Linked DNA regions of Homo sapiens: regions 1 and 3 are each linked to region 2. Evidence: chromatin contacts called from ENCODE Hi-C or POLR2A ChIA-PET data. All regions are on one chromosome and are shown on one strand. The core of a region is the stretch at or near the end of the contact, and the rest is flanking DNA. Distances in the headings are between cores, read along the strand shown.

Region 1 (3,770 bases), core at 1,066-3,565, 160 kb before region 2:
AAAACCTAGAAATTAATGCAATTTATAAAAATAACTAAATTATTTAGTGTACCAAGTGTGAGAGAAATCTGTATGCTAATTCTAGAATGTGCAGTAACATGAAGTAGAATAGTCTCTAGACAAGTGTGAAATTTTTAATTAATCCAAGCTATATCTGAAAAAGTGATGTTTGAGGGTTTCAGAGTGATTGTAAATTAAACTAATTACAAATTGATTACCATTGATAAGTTGGTCCTTTAAATTCTTAAGATAAAATGAAAGCTGAATTTTTATTTGTGACTGATTTGACTATTTCTGTACAATATTTGCTTTAGGAAACATTTTAGTGTTTTCAAAATTCACCTTTTAGCTGGATCCAGTGATACGTCTGACAAAATGACAGGCAATTTGGAAAGCGAACATGAAAATATCTGAGGAAGGGCAGTCCAGACTGAAGGAACTGCAAATACAACAAACCTAGAGACAAACCATCAACCAATACTTAGCAAAAAAACTAGACTAGGAAAAATGTCTGAAAAACCCTAGACCACCTACGTCCTCACTTGCTACAACTTGAATAGTCCTAAAAATATTCCCATGAATACTACATTTAAGAAGAATATTCAAGAAGAATAATACTTAAAAATATACTTGTGATAAATTGGGTAAATTTAGCAAATTGTTTTTAGGCAAATTGATGCTTTGCTAAGTTGACTTATAGAGGACTGGTTTTCAATCAATTGATTTCTGGCTAATTTACCTACAGCTGTGCCTGCTGCAGAATAGACATTTAGTAAATGTTTATTGAAAGAATGATAGGAAAAAGCTTGCATGTGAAACAAAATGCCAAGTATTGTATTGAGTTTTGTATCTGAGAGCAATAACTTAACTGGAAACTAATTTGGGTTTGTGGCTTATCTGCCTTTCTGATATTTGATCCCATCCAAAAACCATCTGCAGGTTTTTTAACTGCAAAGCCTCACAAGACCTATCTCTGGCCCAGTTTATCTCCTGGTGCCTTCCTTTCATCTTCAAAGCAGGCCCCAGGAACTCAGCTTTCTTTCCTCTCCAGCAACTCAGCCATCCTTTCTATCCCTTCAGATTTTGTTTCATACCACTGCATAATCTCCCTCATTTTGCATTTTCTTCTACATCTGTAGATAAGCACAGAAACCTAAAAAATTTAAGGATCTTATTCCTGATCTCTGAAAAGAAATAGGATAATGAAGTAACCAATCTGGTAGAAGTGAGTAAGGTTATAGAATCCTTCCATAATTAACAAGTTATCTGTTACTTGTCCCTTTCAAGATGGTAAATGGATCTAGGAGGATGAGACTTTTGTGTGTGCCTTTTTCTCTCCCCGCTAAATTATATGAATTAGTTTTATCTCTTTAGGATTTGCCAAAAAGCAAAGTGGTTATCATTATTGGTTAAACACATTGATATTTATTTATTTTAGCAAACATGAAAGCAATTGTTACAACAGGACTACAACAGTCAGCAGAACTGGGTCCCAGCTGGTGGTGACTCCAGAAAATAGTCAGGGTCCCACCTTGTGCCCACTCTTCCATACCTTTCCTGAATAGTCATCAGTGTTCTAGGTCTGGTATATGTTCCCTGAAAGGCAGCAAAGAAAGAGAGTACAGACTGTAGTGTCCCTGATAAGATCATATGTGGATCTCCTAATATCAATTTGGCTTGAATACAAGGACTACTTTCCTATTCCAAGGGCAGGGTAGAGGTACATACCTAGGACATGGAATGGCAGATGTCTGAAATATACATTGCAGACCACCACACTTCACTGAGGTGTTGCCCTCTGCATTTATTCCTGAGGGTGGAGTTCACTAAACCACTTTCCTTCTCACCCCATTTTTAGATACAATCAAGGTAGAATAATAGGTGTTTCCTAAACTCAAATTGGCAGTTTGCAGTTTCTAGGACATCAGCAATGAATGACACCCTTTTAGTGAACCCTGGCCCTTCCCCTTCCCCCTAGGAATGATGAACATAGTTCATGTCTTTACTAATCGTCTGTGACCCAAGCATCATACTGAGCACAACGTGTAAATATCAAGAAGACAGTGTTCAAGGGCAAGGCTTCAGTATATGAGGGGCAGCAGAAGTGATGGGGGGGAGGAGGAGTGGAAGACCAAGGCTGAGCCATTCCCCAGAGGGATCTTGTTACCAGGAACGTTGCCAAGGCAGGGGCTTTTGCAGCTGTGTAAAGAGCAGATTGGAGCAAGATAGAAGCCTGTTGTGAAAACTGGGGCCCAAGATCAGGGCTGGACAACATCAAGCATCTTTGCTGCTAGAGTGCCTAAGCGTTGAGTCACAGCAACTTAATCCCTCCTATTAATACCTGGTTTGATTCTAGAGACTGGGGTGAGGCTGAGTCCCCTATTGGCTGCCAGAATTTCAGCTGCAGGGAGACAAACTCCAGGAAATCTACAAGTTAGGCAAGAAGGATATGGGGAAACAGAGGTCAGTTTCCAGAGAATTAAACAACTGACATGAAAGACTTAAGGGCTGTTCCTGGTAAAGGAATCTTTACGTGTAGGAACTGGGCAAGGAGAAAAAGAGTCCAGTTGCATTCACATTCTCACCTGAGTGACAAGAGAAGGCAAGATAACTAAGCGGAACTTTTTTCATTCTGTTGCTTTCTAAATTTTCAAACTAAGTTTAAAGAACAATGAGACTAAGTCTGTAGGTCACGACAACCTGGCAACTTCAAGTTAGACCTCCATAATCATGAGTGTTTGCTCTCACCTATCAATACCATGCCATTCTGAGATTGCCAGACCAGCCTTCTTCCCAGCCCTGGCACCCAGGGCTCTGGCTCAGCTCTTTAATACCTACTTCCCTGTGCTGACCTGATGCAGGAACTGCTGGCCTTGCAGCTTGTCCAATGTCAGCCTAGCTCAAAACTGGGTCTTCATACCTACAGTCCAAAGAAGGTGTTGAACTTGCTAATCTAAAGGCATCAAAGGGCTGCAATATGTTGGAGTGGAAAGAGGAATAGAAACTTAATGAAGTTGCCAGAGAGCAACAAGAAACCAAGAACAGGCAGAGCTTAATTTTAGGCTCCAGGGATTTTCCCAGACTTATTTTCACTGTTTCTTAGGGCTCCAATTTTCTAAGTCCTTTATTCTTCAGTCAAATGAAGTACAAGGAAATGTGAGAACTCTAGATGAGTCCCTGAAGTCATTGATACTAATCAAATGACCCTGGCAGCTCAGATCAGCAGGCACTTTGGGAGCATCAGCAATGACCCCTGTGTCCTTGGGATGTCACTCTCCTGCTATAAAGTCTTCAGTGGATCTCTACTGCCTTGGAATAACTGGACTCTCTAGCCTCACCTTTAAAATCTTCCAGGAACCCTTTCTCTCACTAATCCCCTTCAGGCGCAAATACTCCAGCAAAACTTAATCACTGGTTTTTCACACTTGACATGAACTTTTTCCATTTTCTGACTTTTCTCAAAGTTTACCTTGTGTAGAATAATATTTTATCTAACTGACACATCTAAATATAACTATTCTTCAATGCCAGCTAAAAGCTTATCTCTTCCAGAATGCCTTCTTTCTGATTACACTAATCTCTGATCACACCTACATTTACTTGACTTATATTACTCAGCATGTTTTTACTATAAAGTAAATCTTGTGTCATCTTCCTCATTTACACTGCACATTCATCAAATACAGATATTATATGTTATCAATATTTTCAAATGACCTCAGTGCCAGAGTTGAACTAATCATATTCCTCAGTTCATATCACCTGATCAT
Region 2 (3,751 bases), core at 119-2,618:
TAATTCACTGACATGCCAGCAAAGGGCAAACCGAATCGGCCCCGCGGAGCCCAGGTAGGGGCGCCGCTCACCTCCTAAAATGCCCTCAAAGACCCCTTAGGGCACAGCCATATGCTGAGACATGTTGGGGTGGACAAGCAGGTCTCAAGAAGCTTAGAATGTCCCCTAGGTGGACGCTAAGGGACAAGGCCCACCGAGGAAGGCAGCTGCAGATGATGGAATGCCCTCCCAATGGCGGGAACAAGCAAGGCTTCCGCAGCTCAAAAGGAGAAACATGCTTTGCGCTGGAGTCCTCAGAAAAGGCCACTTCCAAACTGTGGGGATGGGGAGTGGACGGGCCTAAGAGAATGGGAAGGCAGAACACCCCTTCTCCAGTCTCCCTTGGCCGTTAAAACCCCAGAGCAGCAGCAACGTGGGCTGTTTGGTGCGGAGGTTCCTGGTTTGGGTTGGCCAGGCGTAGAGTGCTTCCGACAATTCACCCACCCTCCAAGACGCGCGGGCCGGGGAGCGGGGAGAGGGCGGAGGGAACGGCGCACCGGGCCCCGTCGGACTGTTGGACCAAAAGTCCTCAGTGTCGGGGGCTCGCAGCGCCGCCGCGGCGAACCCAGCTAGGGGGCACCGCCTGCGCCGGGCACAGGGAGGCCGTTCGGCTTTCCCCCTCGCGCCCATTACTCTCAGGCGTCCCGGGGAACCCCGCGGGCCAAGTGTCGGGCTGCGTCCGGGCAGAGGCGGCTTCGCCTGGTGTCAGCGCGTTTCCGAAGGGCACCCGCGGCGGGGCCCACAACTCGAGCTGGGAGCCGCCCCAAGCAACCCGTTCCTCCGAATCAGGCTGCTTTTCTCTGTAAAGAAAAGAGAAAGCAAGCGATTAACTGATGGCTTGGCCGGCTGGAAACGGGAAAGCGAGTTCTCCAGGAGCCGCACACCTCGGGGAAGCCCAGTCCCTCCCGGGCAGGGAGCGAGGGGCGGTCCTGGGGGCTGCTTCCCGCGGGGAGAGAAGGGAGGGCGGCGCAGCCCTCTGCGGGGTCCGCCCCTCGGTTCTCCGGACCCCCGCGGCCTGGGGGACACGGGGCAAATTCTCGGATAGCGACGGGCAGGAAGGGGACCCGGGCTGGCGATGGGCCGAGTGCCTCCTTTGCTCTCACCCCCGCGCGAAGACGAGGCCAGTGGGCGGGTGGCGTGGGGCGAGGCCTCCGCAGGCCGCCGGGGGCCCAGGCACCTGGAGCCGGGAGGGTCCGCTCCCTTCCCCGCCCTGGATGGCGGCCTATGGGAAAGCAGTCTCCACTGGATCCCGCGCGCGTCGCGCCGAGGTCGTGGGAAACCGAGGGCGGGAGGGCGGGAGGGCGGAGGCGCCGGCAGGGTCGGCGGGACTGGGGCTCGGACGGAGGACAGGGGCGAGGAGGAGGCAGGAAGGACGCCGGGTACTGCGGGGCGCCTAGGGGGTTCCGAGCGCAGCGGCTGCGGGGCCGACCCGCCCAGGATGGAATCAGGGCCCCGGCGCCCCCACGCCGCTCCTCCAGGCCGAACCCCTGCGGCCCCAATCCCCCGGCCTCACGCCCACCCCGCAGGTCGGCCCTGCAGCTGCCTTCCCTTCCTCCACCTCCCTCCCGCCTCCGAAGCCGGCGCCCCCGGCCAAGTGGCCGCTCTCAACCTGTTACCAAGTCCTAGAGAGAATTTCTCCAAAATATTTCCTGGATCCCCCTGCCAAGGGCCCTGTCCCGCCCTTCCAGCTCCCAACTGGATGCCTGCAGACCTCTCCCCGGGTTCCGAGGCTCTGGCCTCCTCCCTCCCTAATCCATTTTCCACACCGCTTCCCCGGGAGCCCGTTAAAATACACCGGGACCGCGGCGGGTGCAAGCCTCCTGTATCTCCACATAGCAGGCTAAGGGGAATTGGGTAGGGAATAAAGGCTGCAGGGGACATCGGCTGGCAGGTATGAAGCCCGTATTGTGTGTCGTTTGTTAAACACTTCCAGTGGATTTTCTCGTTTAATCTGCCCAACAACGCTTCTGGGCCGGTATTCGTATTGTTTTATAGAGGGAGAAACTGAGGCACAGAGGGGCACTCGGCTTGTAAGCAACGGAGTAATTCAGAGCCCGTCAGCCCCACGCCGAGTTTATTCACCCTGGCAGGGGCTTCCGCGGGAGCCATGACCCTTCCTAACTGGGGTGGAAGGACCCGCAGCGCCAGCCGGGTCCGGGCCAGACGGCAGCGAGTGTCTGTTAATAGGGATGCTGAATGGGTCAGGCAGTGGGGCACAGGTTCAGTGTGATCTGGAATGCCTGCGAGGCCCCCTTGCTCATCCACCTGCCTTTAATGGATGGGTGGTCTGAGTTTCTGGAGATGGGCAAGATGGAGCAGTCTCCACACTTGGCTCTTCAGCCCCGGCGCCCCCCACAGCCGCCTCTGCTTTCCTGGAGATACCGCAGGCTCCTAACCTCAGGCCGGCTTGTGCTGCTCCACCCTCTCCCTCCCCCACAGACACAGGCCACTTAGCGCGCTCTCCCGTCCCTCACCCCTGCCAACAGCAGCCACTTCTGGCCACTTCCTTTACATGTGAATGAGTCCAGGTCTGGGCTGCCTTTGTCCGGGGAGGCCGGTGGGATTTCCATCAATAATTGTTGGTTGGTGAGTCAGGGGTCAGCAGTGGTCTCCTTTCCAGGACCCAGAAATGACACCACAAGGGTAACTGGCCACTATTTCCTGCCTAGGAACTAGCAGCATCCCACCCCCACCACTCCATGGCCTAGATAAGACAGGCCAAGACCCCAGAGACAACAGGACTCTGGAACAGGGAAGGGATTTATGATTAGCATAGGCTCTAGTTAAATTCCTTTTTTTATTTCTGTGCATTGACCTATTATGTAATATGCTTTTTTCTTCCTGGAATACAGATCCTACCAGTGGTTTTATTCCTTTTTTATATAATGTTTAATTCATCTGTCTCTGTAAATCCATCACATGAAATTGAAAGGGTCTCAAAGAGCAGACTGTTTCCCCCCTAACTCTTCCACTATTCAACCCAGGGGCAAGCACTGTCATCCCTCACTGCTACCAGCTTCTGGTCAGTCTTTCTGGCCACACGTATGTAGACATGCTTCATTCTTTTAACTGTGTTTTTGATGTTTTCTATATTAACACCAAAAAAAAGTACACTAAGAAATCAGTGCTATTTCCGAATGGAGCCCGGAGTTTCTCAGCACTGCGCTCCTCCAGTGCCAGAAGCACCCTACTTCTCTTCCTCAGTTGCTTCATCAATCACATGGGGCTGGGGCAGTGAGGAGGATGTATTTGCCTCACATAGAGACTTAAAGGTTTTCCTGATCTCCTCTGGGTACAGAACAAGAAATTAAGGATGATCTGAAATATACAGGGCTTGGATAAGACTTGAAACAATTGTGATGATAGGAATTGCTGGGTTCTGGAACCGAGGATTGCAGTAACCAGGGGCTCAGAAAGCTGAGATATCCCTCCAGTGAAAGGGGACCCGGGAGCATAACTGAACAAAAGTCATTTCTCTTCCTCATGATGGGTATTTCTCTTTTTCTGGTGAGAAGTGTCAGTATCAGCATTTATCTGCTGGAGACTGTTTAAATGTTAGGTGTACTTAGCAACGTTGCATCTATTTTTCTTAAACACGAATCACTTTCCAGAAGGGAACCGAAATGACCACCTCTAAAAGTTGCTACTAACTATTGCTCCAGAAACCAAAGTGATGCCACTCACATGGCTGGCCATAGTCTAATTTCTTCAC
Region 3 (3,753 bases), core at 990-3,489, 200 kb before region 2:
CAGTGAGCTGATATCGCACCACTGCACTCCAACCTGGACGACAGAGTGAGACTCCGCTTCAAAAAAAAAAAAAAAAAAATAGGAGTAGTACTAGCGGACTAGCATTAGCCAGCCATTTATGAACCACAGATACACTTTACTACAGATTCGTGCCTATTCACAGCAACGTTGTGGTTACTTACCCACATTTGTACAAGAAGGAAGAGGTCAAGTAACTTGCCTAAGGTCACTCATTTAGAAACAGAGGAATTTGACTTCAAAGCCAATCTCGTGTTTTTTCCATCTTGCCAAAACCATGATAGTGGGGTTGTTTTTTTTTTTTTTAATGGCCACATATTACTCTCCCCTCATTGACTTCTCCCCTTCATTCTGTATGGGCTTACAACTGCTTCAGACAATAAGTATGAAGAAAGTGACTATATAACTTCCGCTGCTAGGTCAGAGAAAGTGACACCGCTTCTATCTCTTCTAGTCTCTTGGACTCTTGTGCTTGAAATACTTGCTCTTAGAATGTTTCCTCTTGGAACCTATCAGCCGTGCTATGAGAAGCCCAAGCCACGTGGAGAGGCCCCATACTTGTAAGTGGTTTGGTCAACAGTCCCAGTAAGTCCGGCTTGGAGCAGCCCAGCTAGGCATGCGAGAGAAGACACCATCTTCAAAGTAAATCCTCCAGCCTCAGTTGTTCCAGTCTTCCCAGCTGAGGCCCCAGACACCACAGAACAGAGACAAGCCATCTCTACTCTGTCTTTTCCAAATTCTCAATCCACAGAATCTGTAAGCCTACTATAAAGGCTATTTTATGTCACTAAATTTGGAGTAGTTGGTTATGCTAGACAACTAGAGTAGTAATTTTGTCTTGGGCTGGCTTGATGGTATAAGTGGATCTAAGCAATATATCCATGGTTTGGGACTATATTGACTACAAAAACAACAAATTAATCCTTCATCTGTTATCAACTCTAGTCTAGTTTTATAGAAATGTCATGTGGTCCCCTAAATGCTGTCATTCAAATAAGACCTTCTTGGGCCAAACAACCAATACATCTTCCTACGTAAGTTTAAATAAAGTCTTTCTGGCTTATGTGAGATCATGAAAGCCTCCTTTTGACACAATAATCCCATGCTCTGTAGTCTGTAAAGTCATTTGGAATTACATGGCAAATGACATTTATAAAGCAACAACTAGCCGGTGGAAGCAACGTTAAATCAGAACATTTTAGTAACTTCAATTTTTATCAAGAGTAGTATGTTTTAGGCTATATTTCTTAAACAAGAAGGCTTGGTCAAGTTTACATTTATTCAGATACCCAAACCATGTCCAGATTATATTTGAACATTTCTTTGAGGGCTCTATGTCCCATTTAATTGCTTTTGACAAGCATGATACCCTCTAAACCTAAATAATGTGTTTCCCCTGAAAACCCCCTCAGCTAAAAACACATTCTACTCCAAGTAAAATGGTTGCATCATCTAAATTCCATTATCTGTAGCATTTTGTAAAAGGCCATGAACTAAGAATGTGCCCTTGTTCTTGATCTCAGGGCGTCTGAAAAAAGACTTGAGCATGAAGCCAGGAGGGGTCTGGCCGCTCGCCCAGGTCTTGATCTCCAGGCTCTCAGCTCACCAAGGTGGGATGCAGCAGCTTGCAACTTCTTGGGGGAAAATAGTTCTTGAGAAATAATTTCAAGGGGTAAACTGGTGATTTTTTGGACAGAGCTTGGGAGAATATCTGGGGCAGAACCGGAAGAAGGGAGAATGTGTGAGAGCTAAAAGGAGGCAACAGCAGGAGCTAAGAACGAGGACAGGGGAGGAAAGAGTGGGCTCAGAGCAGGGGAGGGTGGTGAAGTAACACCAAGAACTCTGAAAACCCTTGTCGCCAACTGTGACTGTCTTCACAAATCCCGACGGTAAAGGCTGCGTGACTCTCCTGGTAACCCTTCTGCCTCGAGGGCCTTTGGCCCTGCCCAACCAATGGTCATGCTGCTGTGTTGGACCCATGAACTGCAAATCCCTTTAGTGAGTGTGTGCAGAGGACTGTGGCAGAAATCCACATGAGAGACTTAGGTACTGCAGTGATCCATCATCTGGGAAGATTAAGTGGCTCTGGTGGCTTCCACGCTACCATCTGACTGTGGTCATCTTGAAAGTTAACTCTTCACTTGTTTTTATCAGTGTGGCTAGCATTGCTTCTGTTCTTAGGTTAAAAATACAACAGGGAAAACCCACTCCACCACCACAAAGCTTAAGCCTGGACGTGGCTAGAGGTTGGTTTTATGAGGTTGTCAGAAATGAATCATCAAGCTACTTGAAGCCAGAGACTCCAGGAAATCTAAACATTTGATAATGCTTGTTTTTGCTTAATTTAGTGAAGCAAGGCCAGAGTCAAACCTGCTGCCATGCACGAGGCAGGCAGATTTTTATAAAAACAGGTTTGTCCTCAAGATTCCCAAACGCCTGTGTCATCAGGCTCTGTCTAGCTCTATTGAAGGCCCACCCTCCTGTAAGAAGCACAGATGCAATTCAAGCCAAGTTCAACTGGATTGAAAGCTCCTTGGGGGTTGTTACTGCGCCTCACACAGCTTTGTGTCCCTCAGAGTAAGCATGTGGGTAAGGTCAGGTTCCCCAGAAACAAATCTGTAAGGTGAGGACAGAGGAGGTAGGAGGTGTTTACTAAGGAAGTGCGCCAGGGAAGGCTGGGCAGGAGTGAGGGAAGCAGGATGATGAGGAGGAGAAGAGCCACACCAGGGGTTATCTCAGGCTGCGACCCGTGGGGTGGCGCCAGCCTGATCTTGCAGGGACCTCAAGAGGATAAGGCACCCGTCAGAGCTTGTCCCAGCTGGCAGCAAAGGACCTGGGCTTTCCTATTCTCCAGGCGTGAAGCCCCTAGGAAATACGACCAATATTTTATCCTGTGGGAATATAATTTGGGTAGGGCTCAAGATTTGGAAAATGATGTATGAGCTGATTGTTTTGCCACCTGCTACACAGGTGTTCAAACATGGCAGAATGTGAGTGAGCTTCTCCACTCCTGGTAATAATCAACGGGGTTCCGAGTGCTGAGTTCCTCCCACATTGCTGCTCTTCAGGGAGTGAGCCTCATGGCCCTGGAGTTCTCCATTAGACTAGTCCGACAAAGCGGGGCATGTTCTAACTATCCAAGAAAACCATGCTCCTTACATATTTAGCTATTATGATTACTTTCCACCACAGCAGTCCTAGCCTCTATGATACAAAGAAATCAGAAAAAAAAAAATAAATTGGATCCAATCTATATTGAATGGCTAAGTTTTTATTAATTCAGTTACCTATGCCACAAATATCTACTGTATGCCTTCTGTGCTCCAGGCAATATGCTCGGGTTTTGGAGACACAGAGCAACAAAATATACAGTTTACAAATGAGTGGACGTTCTTGAAACAAAGGCTGGGAGGGATGGAGGGAGGTGTGAGCCTGGAGGCGTAAGCAGGAGTCCTCCCGGGAGCCTCATGGTGAAACCTGTGCTAATGACCATGCGTTTTCACTGCTCAAATATCGCGGGGGCTCTATGCCTCTTAAAATTTTATCAGTGTCCTAATTTTCTTCCACTGCATCCTAGGAGAACCAAAGACCACAAGATGAAAACATATTCAGACACACCCTTTCCCACTCCAAATCACAATTTTCAGGTCAAGCTCCCCTCAAGGGGATGCATTTCATAGAATTTGGTGATTGTGTTCTTTTAGGTGTATTGTCCACTTTTCCTGGCCTTTTTCT

Evidence for each region. Hi-C counts contacts between places; a loop is a spot of excess contacts on that map. ChIA-PET counts read pairs that join two places held with the same protein, here RNA polymerase II (POLR2A). Pooled maps may share reads with other maps.
Region 1: a map with no recorded cell type shows a loop between it and region 2 (2.0-fold over the local background). The contact joins the enhancer-like site here to the promoter of LINC00092 in region 2. A Hi-C loop is called at or near these places in 4 of 37 single-sample maps with no recorded cell type and 9 of 50 pooled maps. POLR2A ChIA-PET finds 5 or more read pairs at or near these places in 1 of 52 experiments (Panc1).
Region 3: a map of naive thymus-derived CD4-positive, alpha-beta T cell shows a loop between it and region 2 (2.2-fold over the local background). The contact joins the enhancer-like site here to the promoter of LINC00092 in region 2. A Hi-C loop is called at or near these places in 1 of 168 maps with a recorded cell type or tissue (naive thymus-derived CD4-positive, alpha-beta T cell), 5 of 37 single-sample maps with no recorded cell type and 9 of 50 pooled maps. POLR2A ChIA-PET finds 5 or more read pairs at or near these places in 2 of 52 experiments (HCT116 and activated CD8-positive, alpha-beta memory T cell).

The regions. Positions count from the first base shown.
Region 1 is chr9:95,855,080-95,858,849 of GRCh38, forward strand. All of the region lies in intron 1 of ERCC6L2-AS1 (ERCC6L2 antisense RNA 1), which reads right to left. Among named protein-coding and RNA genes, the nearest start is that of ERCC6L2, 19 kb to the right of the region's middle. Within about 2 kb of position 2,316, at least 3 of the 41 ENCODE cell types and tissues checked have a DNase peak (open chromatin) inside an H3K27ac peak, as active enhancers do.
Region 2 is chr9:96,020,443-96,024,193 of GRCh38, forward strand. LINC00092 (long intergenic non-protein coding RNA 92) reads right to left here and starts at 1,369. Exons shown (of 2, transcript NR_024129.2): 1 at 1,143-1,369; 2 at 1-839. LOC105376159 (a long non-coding RNA gene) reads right to left here. Exons shown (of 2, transcript NR_188619.1): 2 at 2,818-3,751. It also overlaps a transcript of ERCC6L2 not described here. RefSeq lists a silencer at 549-598 and enhancers at 809-858, 2,291-2,791.
Region 3 is chr9:95,820,737-95,824,489 of GRCh38, forward strand. All of the region lies in intron 2 of ERCC6L2-AS1 (ERCC6L2 antisense RNA 1), which reads right to left. Among named protein-coding and RNA genes, the nearest start is that of ERCC6L2, 53 kb to the right of the region's middle. RefSeq lists an enhancer at 2,348-2,557. Within about 2 kb of position 2,240, at least 3 of the 41 ENCODE cell types and tissues checked have a DNase peak (open chromatin) inside an H3K27ac peak, as active enhancers do.